2 separate regions of the Homo sapiens genome follow, and region 2 is linked to region 1. A link is an interaction called in ENCODE POLR2A ChIA-PET data of the cell type or tissue named here. Cell type or tissue: GM12878. All regions are shown on one strand. Each heading gives the region's core, and the rest is flanking DNA. Links, peaks and the distances in the headings are about the cores only.

What was found. ChIA-PET counts read pairs that join two places held together with the same protein. Peaks named below come from ENCODE experiments on the same cell type or tissue, not always from the same donor. Only the 100,000 strongest peaks of a DNase experiment are listed, where the experiment ranks them.
Region 2: POLR2A ChIA-PET joins it to region 1 with 9 read pairs; 1 of 35 experiments calls an interaction of 5 or more read pairs at or near these places.

What each region holds. Positions count from the first base shown.
Region 1 is chr6:21,196,138-21,201,535 of GRCh38, forward strand. CDKAL1 (CDKAL1 threonylcarbamoyladenosine tRNA methylthiotransferase) reads left to right here. Exons shown (of 16, transcript NM_017774.3): 14 at 1,884-1,967; 15 at 4,973-5,137. Among named protein-coding and RNA genes, the nearest start is that of LINC00581, 310 kb to the right of the region's middle. In GM12878, for the core only: no CTCF peak of the experiment used is centred there; no DNase peak of the experiment used is centred there; H3K27ac peaks cover 1,288 bases.
Region 2 is chr6:20,994,452-20,999,849 of GRCh38, forward strand. All of the region lies in intron 10 of CDKAL1 (CDKAL1 threonylcarbamoyladenosine tRNA methylthiotransferase), which reads left to right. Among named protein-coding and RNA genes, the nearest start is that of CDKAL1, 460 kb to the left of the region's middle. In GM12878, for the core only: no CTCF peak of the experiment used is centred there; no DNase peak of the experiment used is centred there; H3K27ac peaks cover 714 bases.

The DNA of each region.
Region 1 (5,398 bases), core at 719-4,718:
AGAAGAAAGAAGCAGCATAGTTTTCAGTGGCTCTACAATTTCACATTGTTGTTAATTTCCTGAAAACTTGATGTTAAATGAAGTGTAATTGCAGATTTCCTTAAGAACCATTGACAGATACTTATCCTAAGTCATAAGCAACTCACACTGTGAAATGTGTGCAAACATTCTAAGTTTTCTTCTAGAAGAATATACTTCAGTGATACCCAATATTCACCAGCCCTTTTTGATAAACAGAGCCATTGAAGCTCAACATGGAAGTTGGGGGAAATTTCTTTTTTTACACTTGATTTTTTTAAGGGGATTAATGTTGCCAGAACTTCCATTGTTTTTCAGACAGTGAAAAGAGTCTTTAGTAAGTGTCATCTCAGAGACCTTACAACTTTTGGCTAAGAGGGCTATATTTTGAATGAGATAGTAAACTAGATAGTAAATTATGGTGTATTTAGGTACTGGCATTGTATGATAGAGAGGGGAGTTTGATTTGTTTTTTAATTGTTAGGTGGTCTATTTAGTGCAGCTGTGTTTATGTTTCCTTCATGGTAACCGCCTGAACATGGTGACAAGTCCCTACAAATGAGAATAGGAATTTTAAAAAATTATCTTGCCAGTGGGCTTTAATTTGGGGGGGTCATAATTATTAAGTAGCATTGGTAAAAATAATCCCCGGCACAGTCATTCAGTACAGTTGTTTTGCTGTATCAGACATTTTGACAACCTTGTAAAAAGAGTAACTGAGTCCAGGCATGGTGGCTCATGCCTGAAATCCCAGCACTTTGGGATGCCGAGGCAGGCGGATCACCTGAGGTCAGGAGTTCGAGACCAGCCTGGCCAACATGGCAAAACCCCGTCTCTACTAAAAATATAAAAATTAGCCGGGCATAGTGGCGCATGCCTGTAATCCCAGCTACTCGGGAGGCTGAGGCAGAAGAATCGTTTGAACCCGGGAGGCGGAATTTGCAGTGAGCCAAGATCATGCCACTGAACTCTAGCCTGGGTGACAGAGTGAGACTCTGTCTCAAAAAAAAAAAATAATAATAATAATAATACTTGATACCTTAAGTGCTGCATTTCACAGTAGAATAAACTTGGAAATTATAGAATTTCCTTAGAATAGTCACACTTCTTTACCCATTGTTTTGGCTGATTTACTTCTTTGCTATTAAAAATGGGTGCCTAGATCATAATGTACATCAATTCTGTGGAAAATTAGCAATTCCATGTTTTTGCTGTCTTTCTCTTTAAAAAATAATAAATGAACATGGGGTCATGACTGCAGCAAAGAGACAGTTGCCTGTGACAGAGAAAATGTATATAATAAGTAAATAGCTCTGTGAATTACTCAGTACTTTCAGAATTGTATGTAAGATATGAAATGTGGAGGTGCAAGGTCCTAATGACTAGTTTTCCGAGGCATTTTCTTTAGTGTTACATCCCTCATAACTCAAATGAATGTTTATTACTATTCTTTCATATTGCCAAAATATTTTCATGAATTTGGATTAGAAGCAGCTTGTTCTGGCTTGTTTTGCAACTTTGTTTCAGGAAACAAAGTGATATTTAGAAGATTTTTGTATGTCATAGAAGCTTTAATTATCTTACTTATGTTGAAGGAGATCAAATTCTGTTTCAGAGTTATGTAAGAAAATAAGAGTTTATACTATGCTAATTTTATGTTGCCAGATAATTAATGTCTTTCAAAAAATTTGAATCCGTGATTTGAACAGGGTTCGCTGTTAAATAACCAGCAATGTAGAGTCTACTTTAAATTCAAGAAGACGCTACTTGGTCCAGACCTACCTGGGCTAGCCTTTATTTTTATTTTTGGATTCACAGGTGTTTACCCTTATCTTTCCTTTCTTTCCCTCCCCTTCTCTCCACAGATTGGTGAAAGACAACAAGTGTTAGTAACAGAAGAATCTTTTGATTCCAAGTTTTATGTTGCACACAATCAATTCTATGAGCAGGTAAGAGGCACTTCAGTATTCTTGAGTTTTCTCCAAAGTGAGAAAGAGTTCTGAAAGTTTAAGCAAAGGGCATTTAAAGGGGAGAGTGTTGAATCTTGTCACAACAAGGCTGTTTTATCGCTTCAAGCCAGCCAGGCTAACATGGACTTTATCTTTGTGACTTACTCTACAATATGTTCTGTACAAAGGAATAGGTGTATTTAGTCTATTTTAGTTCACATTAATCTTTGACAGGACCAGCTTTAGGCTTTTGGGCGTTTGGAACCAGGCAATTAGCACTGCCAGAATTCCCACACCCTGGCAAAGCAGGGGGGAAAGTCCTGCTCAGACCACAGGAAGGATGTCTGCATGGGCGACAGCAGCATGAAAGGGCAGGGATTTCCTCTCGCTGGTACATCACCCGGACAGTTTTTTTAGTTGGTTGGTTGATTGGTTGGTTGGTTGGTTGGTTTTTTAGTTTTGTTTAGTTTTAGCATCTGTTTTTTTAACTTCTACCTTAATAAAAATGCTGGGAGCAGAGGAAAAGGAGTCTATTCCTTGGACTCAACTCTAATTGTATGAACAACTGTGCAGACCAGTGTGAGGATCAAACCAGCTTCACTGTGAGAGCTTTGAAGGCCATCCCTAGGGGCGCCCCCAATTACTAGCCCTCCTTCCCTGGCCATCTAAGTTGGCCTGCCTTTGCCCACCGAGGAGCCTGACTTCTGTTTCAGCATCAGGGTTTCTACTCCTCCAGGTGGGAGAGCAATTCAAAAGTGACTGAGGAAAAGAGAGTGCCTCTTTCAGGGTCATTGACCCTGGCAAGGGCCAAGGCCAGGGAAGAGATGGGATACGCCCTCCTCTCCCATCTTATGGTAGCCTGTGTCTCCCATCTCATGATAGCCTGTGTGGGAGACTGTCATGGGCGTACGGAGATTTTCACTGATCATTCTGGATTGTATTAAAATCAAATGGAGCTTCCTACTTTTTTGCTTCTTTCTTATCAGATAAGAGGTGAAAATGTTTGCTATGGATCATGGCTGGAATTAGAGCTTGAGAAGATGCTGAAGGCCAAGGTGGACAAGTCGGATGAGGGATGGGCAGAGGAAGCAGGCTGCCTGTGTCAGAAGGCAGGAAAGCAGGAGCTGAAGAGGCCCCCAGCATTGACATTCCCCAGGGAATCATCTCAGACTGGGCAGTGCGTCCCCAGGAAACAGGGGAGCTTTTCAAAGCCCAGACTAAACGTGCTCTGTTCAGTACCGGTGGAGACTGCAGTTGAGGAAGGGCTCCCAGCACTCCATGTCTGGCCTGCATCGCTTCCCCATTTCCCCATCTCATTAATATACCCCAGAGGGCCATTTTCCTATTCAGGCCAACCTTCTGCTCAGCCCTGGGGAGGAGCTTGATTGCATTTTGGTTGCCTCTTCTCTCTCCTTTCTCTTGCCATCTGGGTTTTGCCTCAGCAGGGAACTTTTTTCCCTTCATTTTAAAGGCAGTGGCATGCCTCGTTAGCTGCTTCCTCCAATTTAAAGCAGTCGGGCTTTTTCCAATTATTAAAACTGGAGGAGGGGAAAACACTGAGCCCTTCATTCAGATCAAGGCAGCAGATCAAGGAGGGTTATTTTTCCCCAGAATAGTACCAAATCTCCCAGGGTTAGTTTGGTCTAGAGATTTTCTTATTTTATAAAAACTGATTTAAATGGGCTTTTTATATCCTAACACTAAAGCTCTTTTAGTTCTTTTTGCCTGCCCTAAGTAATTCACCACCCAGGTGACCTTTTTCTTCTACTTTGATGAAGCAGTGTACTCAGTGGTCATAAAAATCAAACTCAGACCAAGATTCAATTTTGCCTTTCAGAGAGATTGGCTGTGGAACTCCTGGCTCTCATCTGACTTTTCTGTCTCTATAACTAAGCATATCAAAGATTTTCTAGGAATTATTTTTCTAAATAAGATGAGTTCCAGAGATGAAGATTGTATCTAGATATCCAAGTATTACTGGATTAGAACTGGTCTATTTATTTTGGATTCTAACTTGAAAAGACTGGCAAGTCGCTGCAGTGCTAAAATAGAAGTGTAAGGGAGACATCACACACACAAGCTACCTGTGGGTCCCAAAGGAAGGGAAACGTTTGCTTGAAGTAAACAAGTACTTTTATCAGGAATCTCTAGTGGAAAGAGACCACCTGACAGTTTCCTGTGAACAAGCCAAAGTACCCTTCAGAGGACTGGTTCTAGATGGAGGTAGATTCCCAGGACTGACAAACACATGCCTTTTCTAACAGAGCAAGGGAAATGAACGGCAGCTGTTAGTTTCAGGAGTCATTTAGCTCCAAACAGCAGTGTACAGTGTTATTGGAAGGTTCTTTTAAATGTACCTCCTTCTCCCTCAAAACACAGCACACACATGCACGGACACAAACACGCAGGCCTGTTTGAAGTGTCTTTTCAAACCATTACTCTGACAGCTCACTTGGAAAGTATTAAAAGTATAAGGCTTTCATCAGTATTGTCTCGGTTTTCCTCATTGCATGGAATAGCCAAAAGCAAGATATCAAAGGCCTGTCCAGAAGTGGCTGGCTGATTGCTGGGGGATTTCCCAGGTCTGCCTTCCACGTGCCTCAGGACATCAGGCACATCCTGCACTGGAAAAGCACTGCCCAGGGGCCCAGGAGCCCCTCCCAGGAGTGCCTTTCCTTCCTGCAGGCTCTGCAGACCCTTGAGCAGCTAGAAGATAGAGTCCACTTTGTAGGGGATCCCAGAACAGAAAAATGACATTGAGGGACAATGAGGAAACCTGGATAATTAGGTATGCCTTCGGTTAATAATATTAATATATCAATTTGGGTTCATTAATTGTGGCAAAAGTGCTATACTAATGTAAGACGGTAAATAATAAGAAAACTGGGAGTTAGGTATACAGGAGCTCTCCATACTATCTTTGCAATAATTCTATAAATCTGAAACTGTTCTAAAGTAAAATGTTTATTTTTAAAAATTAAGCCTCTGAAACAAATGTGTTTAAGGTTTTAGTGCCAAAGAACCCTGCGTTCATGGGGAAGATGGTTGAAGTGGACATCTATGAATCAGGCAAACATTTTATGAAAGGGCAGCCAGTATCTGATGCCAAAGTGTACACGCCCTCCATCAGCAAACCGCTAGCAAAGGGAGAAGTCTCGGGTTTGACAAAGGTAAGTAAAAGATGCTCTCCTCTCTACCCTGCTAGTAAAACAGCAGCTGTGGAAGCACAGTGATTCCAGGCCATGTTTCTGTTATCATTTATAGTTCCCTTTTTATGTATGCATGAGGCTTTAATCCTTTCTGACAGATTGAAATCTGAATTAGAAAGATGTGTTTTTGCTGATGCCGATAGCTTTGCTTCTCTGGCTGTAAAGAGAATAAGCTCTTTCTGCTTCCAGTTTAGAAGCAGGGGGTAAAAGCCATTATTTGCA
Region 2 (5,398 bases), core at 798-4,797, 200 kb before region 1:
CTGGGTGACAGAGTGAGATGAAAAGAAAAAAGAAAAGAAAAGAGAAAATGCACTGTGGTTTCAATCTCAAGCTTCAGCATACCTTTAGAAATATAATCCATGATGGGGCTACCTTTATTTAAAGTGTCTTCATTGTTACAGGCATACCTCAGAGATACTGCAGGTTTGGTTCCAGACCTCTGCAAAATAGCAAATATCACCATAAAGCAAGTTACGTGAATTTTTTAGTTTCCTAGTGTATGTAAAAGTTATGTTTATACTATATTATAGTCTAGTAAGTATACAATAGCGTTATGTGTAAAAAATGTACATACCTTAATTTTAAAATACTTTATTGCTAAAAAATGAGCCTTCAGCGAGTTATTATCTTTTTGCTTGTGATGGGTCTTGCCACGATGTTGATGGCTATGGACTTATCAGAGTGGTGATTGCTAAAGGTTAAGAAAGGAGCTGTGGCAGTGCAGCTTCTCTCAAAATTGGAGTCAACCCTGTCAAACTCTGCTTTATCAACTACATTTGTATATTATCATAAATACTTTGTTGTCATTTCAACAGTCTTCACAGTGTCTTCAACAGGAATACATTCCATCTCGAAACCACTTTCTTTGCTCATCCATAAGAAACAACTCATCATCTGTTCAAGTTTGATGATGAGATTGCAGCAATTCCGTCATATCTTCAGGCTCCACTTGTAATTCTAGTTGTTTTCCTGTTTCCACCACATCTGCACTTACTTTCTCCATTGAAGTCTTGAACCCCTCAAAGTTATCCATGAGGGTTGAAATCAATGTCTTCCAAACTCCTGTTTATATTGATATTTTGTTCTCCTCCCATGAATCATGAATGTTCTTAACAGCATCTGGAATGACGAGTCCTTTCCAGAAGGCTTTTAATTTACTTTACCTAGATCCACCAGAGGAATCACTATGGCAGTTATAGCCTTACAAAAATGTATTTCTTATATAATGAACTTGAAAGTTGAAATTACTCCTTGGTCCATGTACTGCAGAATGGATGTTGTGTTAGCAGGCACGAAAACATTAATCTCTTTGTACATCCCCATCAGATCTCTTAGATGACCAGGTGCATTGTCCATGAGCAGTAATATTTTGAAAGGAATCTTTTTTTCCTGAGCAGTAGGTCTCGATAGTGGGTTTAAAATATCCAGTAAACCATGCTGTCAACACATGTGCTCTCACCAGGCTTTGGTGTTCCATTTATAGAGTACAGACAGAGTCAATTTATCATAATTCTTGAGGGCCCTAGAATTTTCAGAATGGTAAATGAGAATTGGTTTCAACTTACAGTCACCAGTTGCATTATCCCCTAACAAGAGAGTCAGTCTTTATGTCCTCTGAAGCTTTGAAGCATTGCTTCAAAGCCTTTTGTATTTACTTCTCTTCTCTACCTATGAAAGTCCTAGATGCCACCACTTTTTAATAGAAGGCTGTTTTGTCTACATTGAAAATCTGCGGTGTGCCATAGCCATCTTCATCAGTGATCTTAGCTAAGTCTTCTGGATAATTTGCTACAGCTTCTACTTCAGCACTTGCTTATTCAGTTTGCACTTTCATGTTATGGAAACAGCGTTCCTTAAACCTCATGAACCAACCTCTTCTAGCTTCAAACGTCTTCTGCAGTCTCCTCACTTCAATCAGCCTTTATAGAATTGAAGAGAGTTAGGGCCTTGCTCTGGATTAGGTTTGTGCTTAAGGGAATGTTGTGGCTGGTTTGATCATCTATCCAGACGACTGAAACTTTCTCCATATCAGCAATAAGGCTGTTTGACTTTCTTATCATTCATGAGTTCACTGGAGTGGCACTTTTGATTTCCTTCAAGAACTTTTCCTTTGCATTCATAATTTGGCTGACTGGTGCAAGAGGCCTAGCTTTTAACGTGTCTCAGCTTTTGACATACCTTCCCCACTAAGGTTAATGCCTTCTAGCTTTTGATTTACAGTGAGAAACGTGGGACTTTTCCATCCACTTGAATATTTAAAGGCCTTCGTCAGGTTATTAATTGGCCTAATTTCAATATTGTTGTATCTCAGAGGATAGGGAGGCCCAAGATGGGAAGAGCCAGTTGGAAGAGCAGTCAGAACACACACAACATTTATTAAATTTGCCATCTTATATGGGCGCGGTTTGTGGCACCCCAAAATAATTACAAGAGTAACATCAAAGATCACTGATGACAGATCATCACATCAGATACAGTAATAATTTAAAAAGTCTAAAATATTGCAAGAATTACCAAAATGTGACACAGAGATACGAAGTGAGCACATGCTGTTGAAAAAATTTGCCAGTGCACATGCTTGACACAGGGTTGCCACAAACCTTCAATTTGTAAGAAACACAATATTTGGGAAGCACAATAAAATGATGTATGCCTGTACTTATGTATATACCTATAGATTTACATATAATTATTCATTTGTTCCAGAAATTAAGGCAGGCTGATTAAATGCCTGTTTACCTACTTGAATATATGTTTGTTTACCTGGTCGAGCCAAACTGAAATATTACTGAATGAAAGTTTGTCTTCCTATTGAAATTACAATTTACACCTCTTTTCGTGTATGTTGATGTAGTTGTAACCCATATCTGTATTTAAATGTTTAGTGGTGTGCTTAGCACAGTATAAGCTATTGTAGAAATGCAGAGGGAAGAGTAAAATATAATTTCTGGCCTTGTAGCAGCCTTGTAGCATTCAGTTCTGGAGATTCATTATTGTATTGCCAGGAAGAGCTAAGTAAACACTTTGGTAACACCAGGAACAAGTTGCTGAGAAGTCATAAAGGAAGAAGATTCTGAAAGATGAAGAGAACACAAGTTGTCCTAAACTAAGAGTGCTGAGCAAGGAGAGGAATGGAAGAGAAAGCAAAACAAAAAATACATACTTTGTCTCCTTGGGGACATTAATCTGTGTTAAGTCATGATTCTCTCAGTGGTAGAAACATGGACTTTAATTAAGGGGCAAGTGTATTTTTATTTTGTGTTCTAGCAGTATAAAGTTGCAAGGCCTGTAGTATGAAGCTAAAGATAATTACTAGTGGGAAGGTTTATTTTGAGAACCACGGGGGTGGCGGGGGGAGGGGGAAACCACTACATTTATCCTACTTGTTTGCTATTAACATTTTAATTTGTAAATTGGCATACTGTAGCAGGGCAAAGTTTCATCTAGCTCAGTATCCTGTTTATAGTAAGAGGCCACCCTGAGTGTTTCCAAGAGAAACTGCACCACCCTCTCTGGCCCGGGGTCATGTTTGCTGGTAAACCCCTTTCAAATTTATGTCATGCAAATCAGTACCAGTTATTTCTCCTTCACTTGCTAGTTCGGGAACTAGCTTATCAGAAAGCTGTTTTATTTATTGATAGGTTCCCTGTAATCCATATAAAATTGTGATACAGGGAACTTAAAATACTTACCAAAAGAAAAAAAATAAAAAATTAGATGATTTACATATGGAGTGCTTACTCTATTAGCATATACTGGATTATCTTAATTTATTTTCACAATAGCCCAGTAGCCCTATGAGGTGAATATTATCCTTCTCTCCATTTTATAGATGAGAAGAAGGTACACAGCCTGAGTGTGAAGTTTCATCTCGCAAAGTGTATTACATGTCAAGATGTCATTTCTCACCGCAATAGATATGTCTAAAGCTGTGAGTGCTGCCACTTTAGAAAACAAAGATCTTTGTACAGTTATGTTTCTTAAATTTGGGGGGGATTTTGATGTTCAAGTGTGAAGAACCTGAAAGGCAGAGTATTCTAGCATAAGGCCAGCATATTTACTGTAGGATGCGTAATGTGAGTGTGGCTCTGCCTCGCCCAGCTCCAAGTGTGCAGTATGGCTACAAAGAGGCTGCTGAGGCCAGGCGCGGTGGCTCACGCCTGTAATCCCAGCACTTTGAGAGGCTGAGGCAGGCGGATCACCTGAGGTCGGGAGTTCAAGACCAGCCTGACCAACATGGTGAAACCCCATCTCTACTAAAACCACAAAAATTAGCTGGGCGTGGTGGCACATGCCTGTAATCCCAGCTACTTGGACGCTTAGGCAGGAGAATCACTTGAACCCGGGAGGTGGAGGTGGCAGTGAGCTGAGATCGCGCCAGTGCACTCCAGCCTGGGTGACAGAGCAAAATTCCATCTCAAAAAAAGAAAAAAGAAAAAAAAAAAAAGAGCCTACTGAATACCCAGCCCAGAAATGTAACAGTTTCATGAAAGTGTATCCAGCTGCTTTTCTACTAAATAAGAAATTCTTCAACTCCAATTCCAATTTAGTAGTCTATATGTAACAAGGTTAATAAGGTATATACCTATTAATTCCTGGTAGAGAAAGTGTGGATAAAGGATATCTATGAGTAATTGTATTTGATAATCTTAGTGAAAGGATTATTTTAAACAACCGCTGCTAAGAAGGTGACTGATTTGAGTTCATCTCTGGGCTTCCCCTTTGGCTAAAATGCTAATGTTCACAGTCAATGAAAAGAAAATGGAGAAACACAGGGCATGGTTGATCCGTATGCATGACTAACTCTTGAAGAGCTGAGAGGTAACTGGACGGAATTAGCTGGCTCTTTGATTCCATAAGATCCTTCAAAATATTTTTTGAAGGATGAAATGAGGTAACAGATGTGAAAGTGCAATACTTTGAAAACTAAGAATCACTGGACACATGCAACTTATTAATGAGCCACTCCCTTTATGACATTTTTATTCACTACTGGACTCTGAAAGGCCGTATGTGCCTGCTGTCTCTTTCTTTTCACTTTTCTTTTTCTTTTTTTCTTTGTTTCTTTTCTTTTTTCTTTTTCTCTTTCTCTCCTTCCTTTCCTCCCTCTCTTTCAAATCGATGACCTGACAGCATGCAGCAGTGGAGAAGGGCCACATTAGTCATCTTACCTAATGCTTACATGAATGGTGACATTACAGAACTTCACCTCTGTCACTCTTTCTTATTCGCCCCCTTTGTATCCTTGGAGGAATTTTTAAACACTCTCTGAGTTTTTAATGTTTTTCACTTAAATGTATTCTCTTTCGCTTGGCAAGATACGTTCTTCTTAATCTTCATCTCTTCTTTCTCTTCTTTTTATGCATCTTAAGTATGAAAGTTAGTAGGTGCCCAGTGGTGAAGTGGCTGGCCTCACTGTCGGGTCATGTGCCTTTTGCGTAATAGATACTCAAAAAATATGTGACTGAAATTAAAAAAAAAAAAAAAAAAAAAAAAGAAAGAAACAGGTGAGTTGTAGAGTTTTTTTCCTGATTTTTTTTGTACAAATATGTCATTTGTCTTGGCAATAATATTTGTATTAAAAAATGTGTTAACCTAAATTTGGAAACTTTCTGTATTCCAGTATAGGGGATTATGGGATCTCAAGTGTTTGCCTTA